Linked DNA regions of Mus musculus: region 2 is linked to region 1. Evidence: chromatin loops called from intact Hi-C (ENCODE). Cell type or tissue: heart. All regions are shown on one strand.

What was found. A loop is a pair of places that touch in the nucleus more often than their neighbours do. Peaks named below come from ENCODE experiments on the same cell type or tissue, not always from the same donor. Only the 100,000 strongest peaks of a DNase experiment are listed, where the experiment ranks them.
Region 2: it touches region 1 in a loop (2.2-fold over the local background); 3 of 42 quality-filtered maps call a loop at or near these places.

What each region holds. Positions count from the first base shown.
Region 1 is chr8:111,781,096-111,786,095 of GRCm38, reverse strand. All of the region lies in intron 5 of Cfdp1 (craniofacial development protein 1), which reads left to right. Among named protein-coding and RNA genes, the nearest start is that of Gm39252, 29 kb to the right of the region's middle. In heart, a CTCF peak has its summit at 2,902; no DNase peak of the experiment used is centred here.
Region 2 is chr8:111,715,897-111,720,896 of GRCm38, reverse strand. It overlaps Bcar1 (breast cancer anti-estrogen resistance 1), which reads left to right. Exons shown (of 7, transcript NM_009954.3): 2 at 1-198. Among named protein-coding and RNA genes, the nearest start is that of Gm51589, 23 kb to the left of the region's middle. RefSeq lists an enhancer at 2,515-4,692. In heart, CTCF peaks have their summits at 1,455 (motif pointing left) and 2,743 (motif pointing right); DNase peaks (open chromatin) are centred at 2,886, 3,756 and 4,146; H3K4me3 peaks cover 1,440 bases; H3K27ac peaks cover 3,950 bases.

The DNA of each region.
Region 1 (5,000 bases):
AGGCTACCCTTGAACTCATAGAGACCTGCCTGCTTCTACCTTCTAAGTGCTGGAATTAACGACATGTGCCACCATGCCTGGCCTAAACGCCTTCTGATTGGCCACATGATAATTCAGTTTTAAGAGACTTTTGTGAATCTGAGTAACATTTGTATTTTAAAAAGTTTCTTTTGTTTCCTTTTATTTTTCCCTGAATGATGAGAAATGGATTGGGCACATAAGTTCAGTGTGTAGAGAAAAGGTTACATTGTCCAGAATAGCTTTACTGAAGGAGACTGTCCCATGGAGAGTAGAGCTAGCTGGCTTCTGGCAGCTTCTCAGGCTTTGCGTCTGGCCGCACAGTTTTAGAACCAGAATCTGGAAAATGAGCCATGTCTTCCAACAGCTCCCACAGAACACTCCAGGGGAAATTCCATTATCCCAGAAAGGAATCCTGCACCCTTTGCTCTATTAGTCAGCTTTTATCGCTGTGGCATACCTGAGAGAAATAGCCCCAAGGAGGAAAGGTTTATTAGCTAAAAAATTGTTTTACGTTTATATGTTTTGTGTGTGTGCTCAGGGGTGATAGATGTGTTCTTTCTTTACACCGTCTAGTTTCTCTTGCTTTATCTCTTGCTGGCCCTTTCCTTAGTTAACTTTGGTGTTTTGTGTTTCCCATCCTGGTTTCAGAAGTTCAGCCTGTGGTTAGCTTACTTTCAGATATGTGACACTGACACGCTTAGGTTTCTATTGCTGTGAGAAAACACTATGACCAAAAACAGCTAGGGGAGGAAAGGGTTTATTTCCTTCATACTTCTACTACACAGTTTGTCATCCAAGGAAGTCAAGGGAGGAAGTTAGGACAGGAACCTGGAGGCGGAAACTGGGGCAGAAGCTGTACTACTCAGTGTCTGGCTCCTGCTTTCTTATACCATCCAGGACCACCAGCCTAGGGGTGACACTTCCCACAGTGAGCAGGGCCCTCCCACATCAACCATCAGTCAAGGCAATGTACCACAGGCTTGCCCACACAACAGTCTGGTGTAGACATTTCTTAGTAGAGGCTCCCTCTTCTAAAATGACTCTAACTTGTGTCAGGTTGACATCTTAGCCAGCACTGGCAGAAAGGCACAGTGAGACAGGCTGCTCACCTCAGTAGCCAAAAGCAGAGAGAAAAGAAAAGGAAGGGTCCAGGGACAAAAATGCATCTTGAAAAGACACGCCTGTCGCTAGATGTGGTGGCACACCTCCGTAAGCCCCGCACACAAGAGGCTGAGCAGGAGGAACATGAATTTGAGTCCAGGCTGAGCAACATAGCAAGTCTGATCAGGTGGGTTTTTTTTTTTATTCTTTTTTGTTTGTTTGTTTTTTCGAGACAGGGTTTCTCTTTATAGCTCTGGCTGTCCTGGAGCTCACTTTGTAGACCAGGCTGGCCTCGAACTCAGAAATCCGCCTGCCTCTGCCTCTCTGTTGGGATTAAAGGCGGGCACCACCACGCCCGGCTCTGATCAGGTTTTTAAAGTAAGTGAAGAGTATGCCTCCAGTGATCCTCTTCCTCTGACTGGGCTCCATTTCCTAGTAGCTCTTTCAGCTATGAATAGATTGACCCATTATCAGGTTAGTGATCCACTTACCTGCCAACAGCACGAATCTGGAAACCAAGTCTTTTTAGTACTTGAGCCTTTGGGGGAGGGGCTGTCGAGAGGGGCAGTTCATATAATAGCAGCCATTGACTGTCAGCTCTCTAGCCCTTTCCATTCCCCTCTATCATGGAAATTCTTAACCTAACAATATTTTTAGTCTGCATGGACTTGCATTTCATGTAAATGGAGTCATGTAACCTGCAGTCTCGTAGACTTGTCTTTCATTTAGTGTAGTACAACACGGTTCATCCATGTTGAAGCATGCATTTAAGGATTCCCTCCTTCCTTTTTTGCTTCCTTTTCTCCTTCCTGTCCCATACTTAGTATATTCCAAGCTAGCTTGGAACTCATCCTGTAGGAGATGACCTGACCATCTGAGTACTGCTAGGATCATAGGTGTGGGCCACAGTTCTCAGTCTCTTTAGTTATTTGACTTGAATGCATCTCATTCAAGTTAGGGTTTGGTTAGGGGCAAATTCAACAACTCAGCTTTGAAGCTACAACCCACACCTGCTTTATACATTTCAAGCATCTGCATGCAAACAGAAACACTAGCTTAGTTCGAATCTTGATCTTCGAAGAACCAAGTCGTCCTCTGTCATAAACTTGCTCAGAAGTGGAAATAGCAGGAAGGTGAAGTGCCATGCCTTACAATTCACGCTCTTGCTGGGAAGTGATGTCCATTTGCCTTTTGCTTTTTGCTTCCCCCCCCCCCCCCCCACTGCCTACCCTGAAAAGAGACTCACTGTGTAGCCCAGGCTGGCTGTCTTCTGCCTTGGTTACTCAGTGCCAAACACAGGAGCATTCCATCTCCTGGCTTATCCTTCTGTGTTAAATATGTGACACAGGCATGACAGGCGCTGTGTGTACCAAGAAAGAAGCAGAAAGGGGGTCCAGTCTGCTAACACTTGGTCAAACTGAGACTCCCTCTAAAAGCTCTAAACTAGGCAAGTTAGTAAGCACAAATAATAGATCACTCTTTGTGTAGATGCAGACCCACCGAGTTGGTTGGTCTCAGAAGGGAAGATCAGCTGAAGACTCCTCTGCACTGAGGAGAGAGGCATTAGCTGTCTCCTGGAGTGTGGTGACAATCCAGCAGGCCACACATACTGGTATCACTTGAGAACACCCAGGTCCAGGTAAATGTCCCCAAATTAACGGCCTGGTTACAGCAGAATCCAGGAGACTGTGTGGCTAAAGAAAGCACTTTTGCTGCTTTGGGGAAGGTGATTCATGTCACTGGCTGTAATCAGATGGCTCTTCCTAGGGGGAGCTCTTTATTCCAAATGATCCCCAGTCAGCTACAATGACATTGTTCTCTTTGGTATTGCCAGCTGAGAGTCCACAGCAGGACAGAGCAGACCTCCCCACTTAGCCCATGGAAAGGGGCTCATAGCATTGTTTTCTGAAGAGACGGGAGTTCAGGGCTTTTGCTATCAAAATAATCACATATTTTAAAAATCTGAAGCCAGCCTGGACTACAGTGCAAGACCCTGCCCCAGGGAGAAAACCAATCTGAAATCAGACCACACCGACAAACGCCTTCCCTCTTGGGTTATCACCAGGGCAGGCAGTCCATCTGTGGACCACGGGGCTAGTGTGCAGCCAAGAAGCTGCAGATGCATGCCAGCTTCCTTCTCACCGTCTGCTGAGGGGAGCCACGCTTTTCCTGGTGTTCTGTCAGCTTCAGTAATGCAGAGGCCTCTGGGGGTCTGAACCCATGAGGTTCTTTAGGGCTTCCTCCGGACTTTTCTGCTTTCCAGTGTCAGTGGTGAGAGAGGTGCGAGTGGTGAGGGAGACTTGTGACACTGGCTCAGGTCCTCTACGTGAGTGCTCAGCTCTGATGCTGGGCTTTGAGGAAATGAGTTACCAGGTGGGTAGTAACATCAGCCAGGGATTGGGTCGTACTTTTCACTCTTACAGACTTCAGCTAAATCTAAGAAAACCCAAAGGACCAGCAGCCCCAAGCCCTCAATGGGAAATTCCCAGCTTGAGCTTTCTTCACCTTCGTACAAGGTGCCAGACCTGTGCATGGCCCTGGGAATAGTTCGTGTGTGTCCCTCCCTTGTAAACAGATGACAGACACTAAGGAAAACATAAATCTCTGCCAAAGAACCTAGTTGCAGATGATTTGTGTATTAGTGGTTCTGCCAGTTTTGATATGAGAAGTGGAGACTTGAGCCCAGCTCTGAATGAAGAAAGGTCACTTGTGCTCCCAAACACAACCCTGTCCTTGCTGGTCCAGTTTTGGAATTAATTTCCTAATCTATCATTTCAAGCATGCTATTGAGTCTTTTTGTTGTGAGGGGAAATTGTTTAACTGTGCTGTCAAATCTGGGCCTTGGTCAATTAAAACTCTAACACTCCTTTCACTCTGAGTAAGCCTCCCTGTGGGTGAGACACAGTGAGTAAGATGGCAGGGTGTGGTGGCTCACGCCTTTAATCCTAGCACAGGCAGGTAGTTCATCTCTTGAGCTCCAGGTCAGCTCTGTGTACAAGAGCAAGTTCCAGGCTAGCCAAGGCTACACTCAAATAGCAAAGGGGAAGGCATGGATCCTGTACGCAGTGAGCTCCAGGGCAGGTAGCCACTTCTCCCCAACTGAGCAGTAGTAGAAATTGGAGTGCGCGCAGCTACAGGGTTTGTGTCCCTGTTCTGTGAGGTCCAGCACAGCAGCTGGGGTGTGGAGCACTGGACTTGTCCCGGGCCCACCACTGTGGACTATGGCAGGTTTCTACCTCCCTGAAGTGGAGTTTGATTAATGCAGGTATGAGATAAGGTTAAACAGCCCCTCAGCAATGTCTTCTTTGGGGTCTTTTAGTAAATGGTCACAGTTTGTCTATTTGTTACCCTTTTCGTTAATTTCTTTCTCATAGCCAAAGATCAGGCCTTGTGGCTCTTTTGTGTTCCTACTGGGAGCACAGTGGGGCTGCTGTCTCTGTTGAATGATTGTAATCAGGGGATGAAAAGATGATTCTAAATAACCTTTTCAACCCAAAACCTCTTCTGTTGGTGCCTGGTTATTGAGATTGGTGTTAAAGATTACAGGGAGTGACGGTCTTGTGCCTTCTCACAATCCTACTGATAAGTTCTACCAGTCACTTCGTTAGGAGCCTCCTCTTCAGTTCCTTTCCAGGCTTCTTATAGACAGACAGGTAGCCCAGGGCCTCACAGGCATGCAGCAGCAGACTCTTTCTACAGAGAGCAGTGAGTCAGAGTCCCACTGAGGGCACAGAGCAAAGTAGAACATGGAACGCGTGTATCCTTAACCAGACAGTAGTTACCACTCAGTTGTAGGGAACTTTGTCATGATTACAGAAGGTCAGTACTGCTGCACATAGAGAACCAGGATGATGCATACAGTGCATTTGGCCTAATTT
Region 2 (5,000 bases), 65 kb after region 1:
TCCACATTCTCCAAGCAAACACCTCATCACTCATTTCCCAGCCCAGCCACGGACCTTTACCAGGTGCCCCCAGGGCCTGGAAGTCCAGCCCAGGACATTTATCAGGTGCCACCTTCCGCTGGCATAGGGCATGACATCTACCAAGTTCCTCCATCTCTGGACACTCGCGGATGGGAGGGAACAAAGCCACCGGCAAAGGTAAGGCCAACCTGGTAGAGCTGGAACCCCCTGGGGTCAGCCTAGGGACCTGGCCACCACAGTGCCCACACTCTAGTATCATTATGTATTTGGTCTGAGGTCCAGGAGGGAGGTATCTGGACAAATGTCTCCATTTATTTGATGCAGGTGGGTGAGTAGGGACACCAAGGTGGCCATAGAGGAGGAGGAAGTCTTCAGTAGGCTGCCCTGAAATGGAAAAGGTTAGTCACAGGCTACAAGACAGTCTCTCTCAGGGCCTGATAGCTGAACCTGAAGGGGAGGAGCTCGGGAGGAGGAGCCTGCACAGCCACATTGAGGTCAGCTTACTCTGGCGTGAGTGGAAATATGATGTGAACATAAAGCCTGTGGGTGGGCCAGGAAAAGCCTCAGCATGACAGCACAGGGAGAGCTGAGAAGAGCAAGGCATCTCCTCTTGGAAATTGCATCAGAGGCTGGGACCAGAGAGACTGCCCACTTCCTAAGGAGCTGTCTTGAGGGTAGTTATGTCACTCGGTTGCCTTTGTCCCACCCAGCTGCCTGGGAGGCGAGGTGTGAACCTTGTCTGGTGTATGTCACTTAAAGGGACTAAATGAGAACCGAGGATCATGCCCCAGAGGCTCTGGTAGAGGCAGCCGACTGTGGTGGGCACAGCAGCACATGCTCAGCTAAGGCAGTTTCGTGTTCTGATGATGTCTCGTCCAGAGCCACCTATGTCTGCTGAGACATTGGCCTCGTGCATGCTCAGTTATGGCACTGAGCCTTTGTCTTCAAAGCCACAGAGGGCCAAGGTGAAAACTTAACTGATACCAGCTAGAAAGCAGGTAGTATCGCCCCATGCCTGCCCACAGAGACGCTCGGCATCTAACTGGCCTGAGCAGGCCTGCAGAGGATTTGATTCCTTGGATCTGACCACCAGCCATCGCTAAGTCACTGGACCCACTTACTGTACAACCTGCCTCTTTAGTCACGTGACCAAGGAGACGCAGGTAATAGGGGCTGTCGAGATGGCGGGTGAAAGCATTAACTGCTCTTCCGAAGGTCCTGAATTCAAATCTCTGAAACCACATGGTGGCTCATGCCTTTAATCCCAGCACTTGGGAGGCAGAGGCTGGCAGATCTCTGAGTTCTAGGCCAGCCTGGTCTACAGAGTGAGTTCCAGGACAGCCAGGCCTACACAGAGAAACTCTGTCTCAAAAAAAAACAAAAAGAAAAAAGAAAAAAAACCACCCATAATGAGATCTGACGCCCTCTTCTGGTGTGTCTGAAGACAGCAGCAGTATACTTATTTATAGTAATAAATAAATCTTAAAAAAAAAAAAAGAAAGAAAGAAAGAAAAGCTGGTCATAGAAGCCTACCATCAAATCAAGGCCCTGCCAACTGGGGGTGGGGGGTGAGGTGGAGAGGGAGGGGTGGGGTATCCTGTGTCCAGTGAGCCTTGAGACAGGCCAGAGTTCATCCCCTCCACACTCACTCCCCACATATGAGTGCAGTGCACACCTATCACACTCGTTCCCAGTCAGTTCCTCACCTCCTGCCCTTGCAGTAAAGCTTGGTCAGCTGTTCGTCTGGGCTGGAGGAGGAGGAAGCCCTCACCACCCAGAGGCTCACCAGCTGTGTGTTGCCTGCCTTTGCTGTTCCTGAGACTCTGACAGCCGAGGAAGAAAAGCTTTGTCGTTCCCGGGCTGAGCAGCCATGATGTCTGCTTTTATTTTATGAACATGAAAGAAATGCTTGTTTGCCATAGAAAGTGCACAGTGTATGAGAAAGTCTAGAGAGAATTCCCTGCCCGGGATAATCACTGAGAAATGTTAGCACGTTTTGTCTAGCATCTCCTCTCTTTGTCTTTTACAGATGCATATATATAGTTTTTTGCTTCATTTGGTTTTTCAAGACAGGGTGGGTTTCACAGTAGCTCTGGCTGTCCTGGAACTGACTCTGTAGATCAGGCTGGCCTCAAATTCTCAGAGATCCACCTGCCTCTGCCTCCTGAGTGCTGGGACTAAAGGTGTGTGTGTGCTGCCACCACCACCTGGCTTCTTTTCTTTTCTTTTCTTTTCTTTTTTTTTTTTTCTTCTTCTTTTTCTTTTTCTTTTTTTTCTCTCTTTGTAAATTGTACAGCTTGATTTTATTACAAAGAGCATAGCGGCACACACCTAATGTACACGTTTGTGCCTACATCTTCAGGTCTTACTTTCAAAAACCTCTGGCCCTCTGGTATCTGTGAAACTATGACCCCTTGTTCCAGGCGCTGAGGGGACAGTGCCATAGCGTGTATTACCTGTGGGAGTAAATGATAAGGGTGGACCTGGGAGAGCTCGTTCCTGGAAGAATGGCCATCTGCAGTGTAGGTGGAGGAAGCAAGGTCCAGAATCCCCAGGAGCCTCTGCCAAAGGCTGAGGGACAGAGCCTAAACACGCAGGGAAGGCATCTGTCTGTCTGCAAGGCCACTTTTGAAGGAACGTTCCTGGGTCAGGAACTACGCTTGCCAGGGGAGAGAAACGCAAGTAACTAAGGTGTGTCTGTCTGGGCAGCAGCACCTCCTGGCCAGCAGAGGGTGGTGATGCTCAGCCAGGTAGGCACTTGTCAGGCCCCTTGATGTCCCTTTGGCACTCCATTCCCAGAGGAGGGACAGAGAGTGAGCAACCAAGCCAGCAGCTGGCGTGCTCGGGAGATGTTGTCCGTTTTGCAGTGGGAAAGATAAGCAGCCAAACTGTCTGGAGGGGTGGGGCCCCAACCCAGAATGAACAGCCAAGAGAGACTCCTCTTGTCTTTGTTCCCCCTACTTGACTCCTGCTGCTTGGATTCCTGCCTTGATCCCTGTAGAGTCAGGGCTACTCGGGAAGTTTCATCCCCATTTAGAACCAGCAAGCTGGGATATGCTTCTGGGTTCAGTCTTCCTCTTCCTTCAAACTTGTGGGGAGGTATAGGCTAGAAAGAAAAACAGCTCTCTCCAGCCCAGCCTAACGTGCGTTCTGTCTGTCTGTCTGTGTGTGTGTCTGTCTGTGTCCTCCCTCCAGGACCTGCTAATGGGGCATCAGGTGCAGAGAGCAGTGGAGTAGTGATTAGCTGGGCTCAGGAGCTCTCTGATGAATCCATTTCCATAATGAGCTGCTCTTCTTCCCTGCTTTCTCTGTTGAGCAGTAGCGAAGCCTTTGCTAACAGAAAATTCCTAACGGAAAAATGTTAGCTAGCCAACATAGCTGCTTACTGTCACCTGACTCGGGTGTAGGAATAGGAGCTCCCTTTGACGTTAGACTAACCACTGGGGGCTGAGGTGAGAGCCTCTGGCCTGGGCTTGCAGCTCTGACTACACAAGGCCCAGATGGCTGCTGGCAAGGCAGGGGTGCTCCTGGCTTGCCTCTGAGAGGTGCACTGTCTGCCCCTTTGGGGTTTGAATTCCCACCTAGGAAGCTTTGGGCCTAGAGAAGCCTCAGGCCTTGCCACAGGCTTCTCTAACCTGCCACGTCCCTCCAGCTCCAGTCTGCTCTGCCATGGGCAGGTTCCAACATCTAAAAATAACCCTGGAGGGGACTCAAGGCTGGGGCCTGAGCAGGGAGATGAGTCTGGAGAGGCAGCTGCAACTCCGCCCCCAGGCCCTGTTATTGGTGGCTAGGGACACCACACAGAGGAGACCCTGAAGCTGCTACAGTGGCGCATATACCAGCCTGCCAGGCTGTCTGCCAGGAGAGCCCAGAAAGAAGCCCAGCTGGCCTGAATGTCAACTGCCTAGCTCAAATGTGCTGCCTGGGAGGTTGTCAGGCCTGGGTCTGCTGAGTGCCCCTGTGCCGTGTGGGGGCTGGGAACGGGGAGATGGCACTCGTGTGCCTGCCGAAGCTTCAGTTGGCTCCTAGGATGTCAAGCCTGAAGGAGGCAGGGTGTGTGTGGAGGCCCTGAGTCAGCCCTGTCCCAGACATCCCCTTTGATTAGAAAACAAAAGGCCTTTCTGTGGAGAAGGCTGAGCAGGGAGCCCCGTGGGGGAGGTTACCCTGAGCCTGCCTGGAGAATCTTGTGGGGGGGAGGCTGCCTGGCCCATTTCCATCCCTACCAGGCTGAATGCTGCTGTCAGGGGACAGCATGGTCTGGGGTTAGTGTATGAGCATCCCAGAGTATACCTCCTGACCCTGCTTCTTCTCCATACAGAGCCCTAGCTTTGCCATGGATCCAAGGGTCAAGGCCCTGGGGAGGAAGCGGCTGGCTCTCTCTGACCAGTGATTCCCACTGAGGGCTTACCCTTTCAGGTGGGCAAGGCAGCCATGGGTGTGGGTACAGAGAGCATAGGGTTGTGGTTCCACTTAGAATCCCTTTGCCATGTAGCTGACCTTATATTCTAGCCCCGTGTGTCTTTTAGTCCCACCAAGTATGCTGTGAGCAAGGGAAGGCTGCTTGCTACAACTGCAGGCAGCATTCTTTGCCTCCAGAGTCTAGAGGTGATGGTGATTAGGTCATTCTCGTGCTGAGCAGAACTTTCTGGGGCAGGGCAGCTAACAGGTCATATGTACCAACAGGCATGACACAGGAGCCCTGACATGGGGTCCTGCTGTGCTCAGGACTCCAGTGCAGGCTGCCCCTTGCTTGCTGGCATTGCCTCTGGAGCCAGGTCTTTGTACCCTTCCTGTTCCATTTTGTCGACTGTGTGTAACCATACTTGCACCCTATTCTGTGGAATCTACTGGGTTGTCCAACCATAGAGACTTCCTGTTTCGTGGCCCAGAACCAGGGAGCTCTGAACAACACCTAGGGGTGTCATTATAATTTCACAAACCCTGCATTTCACTGCAGAAAAGGAGCTCCCAGGGAATGA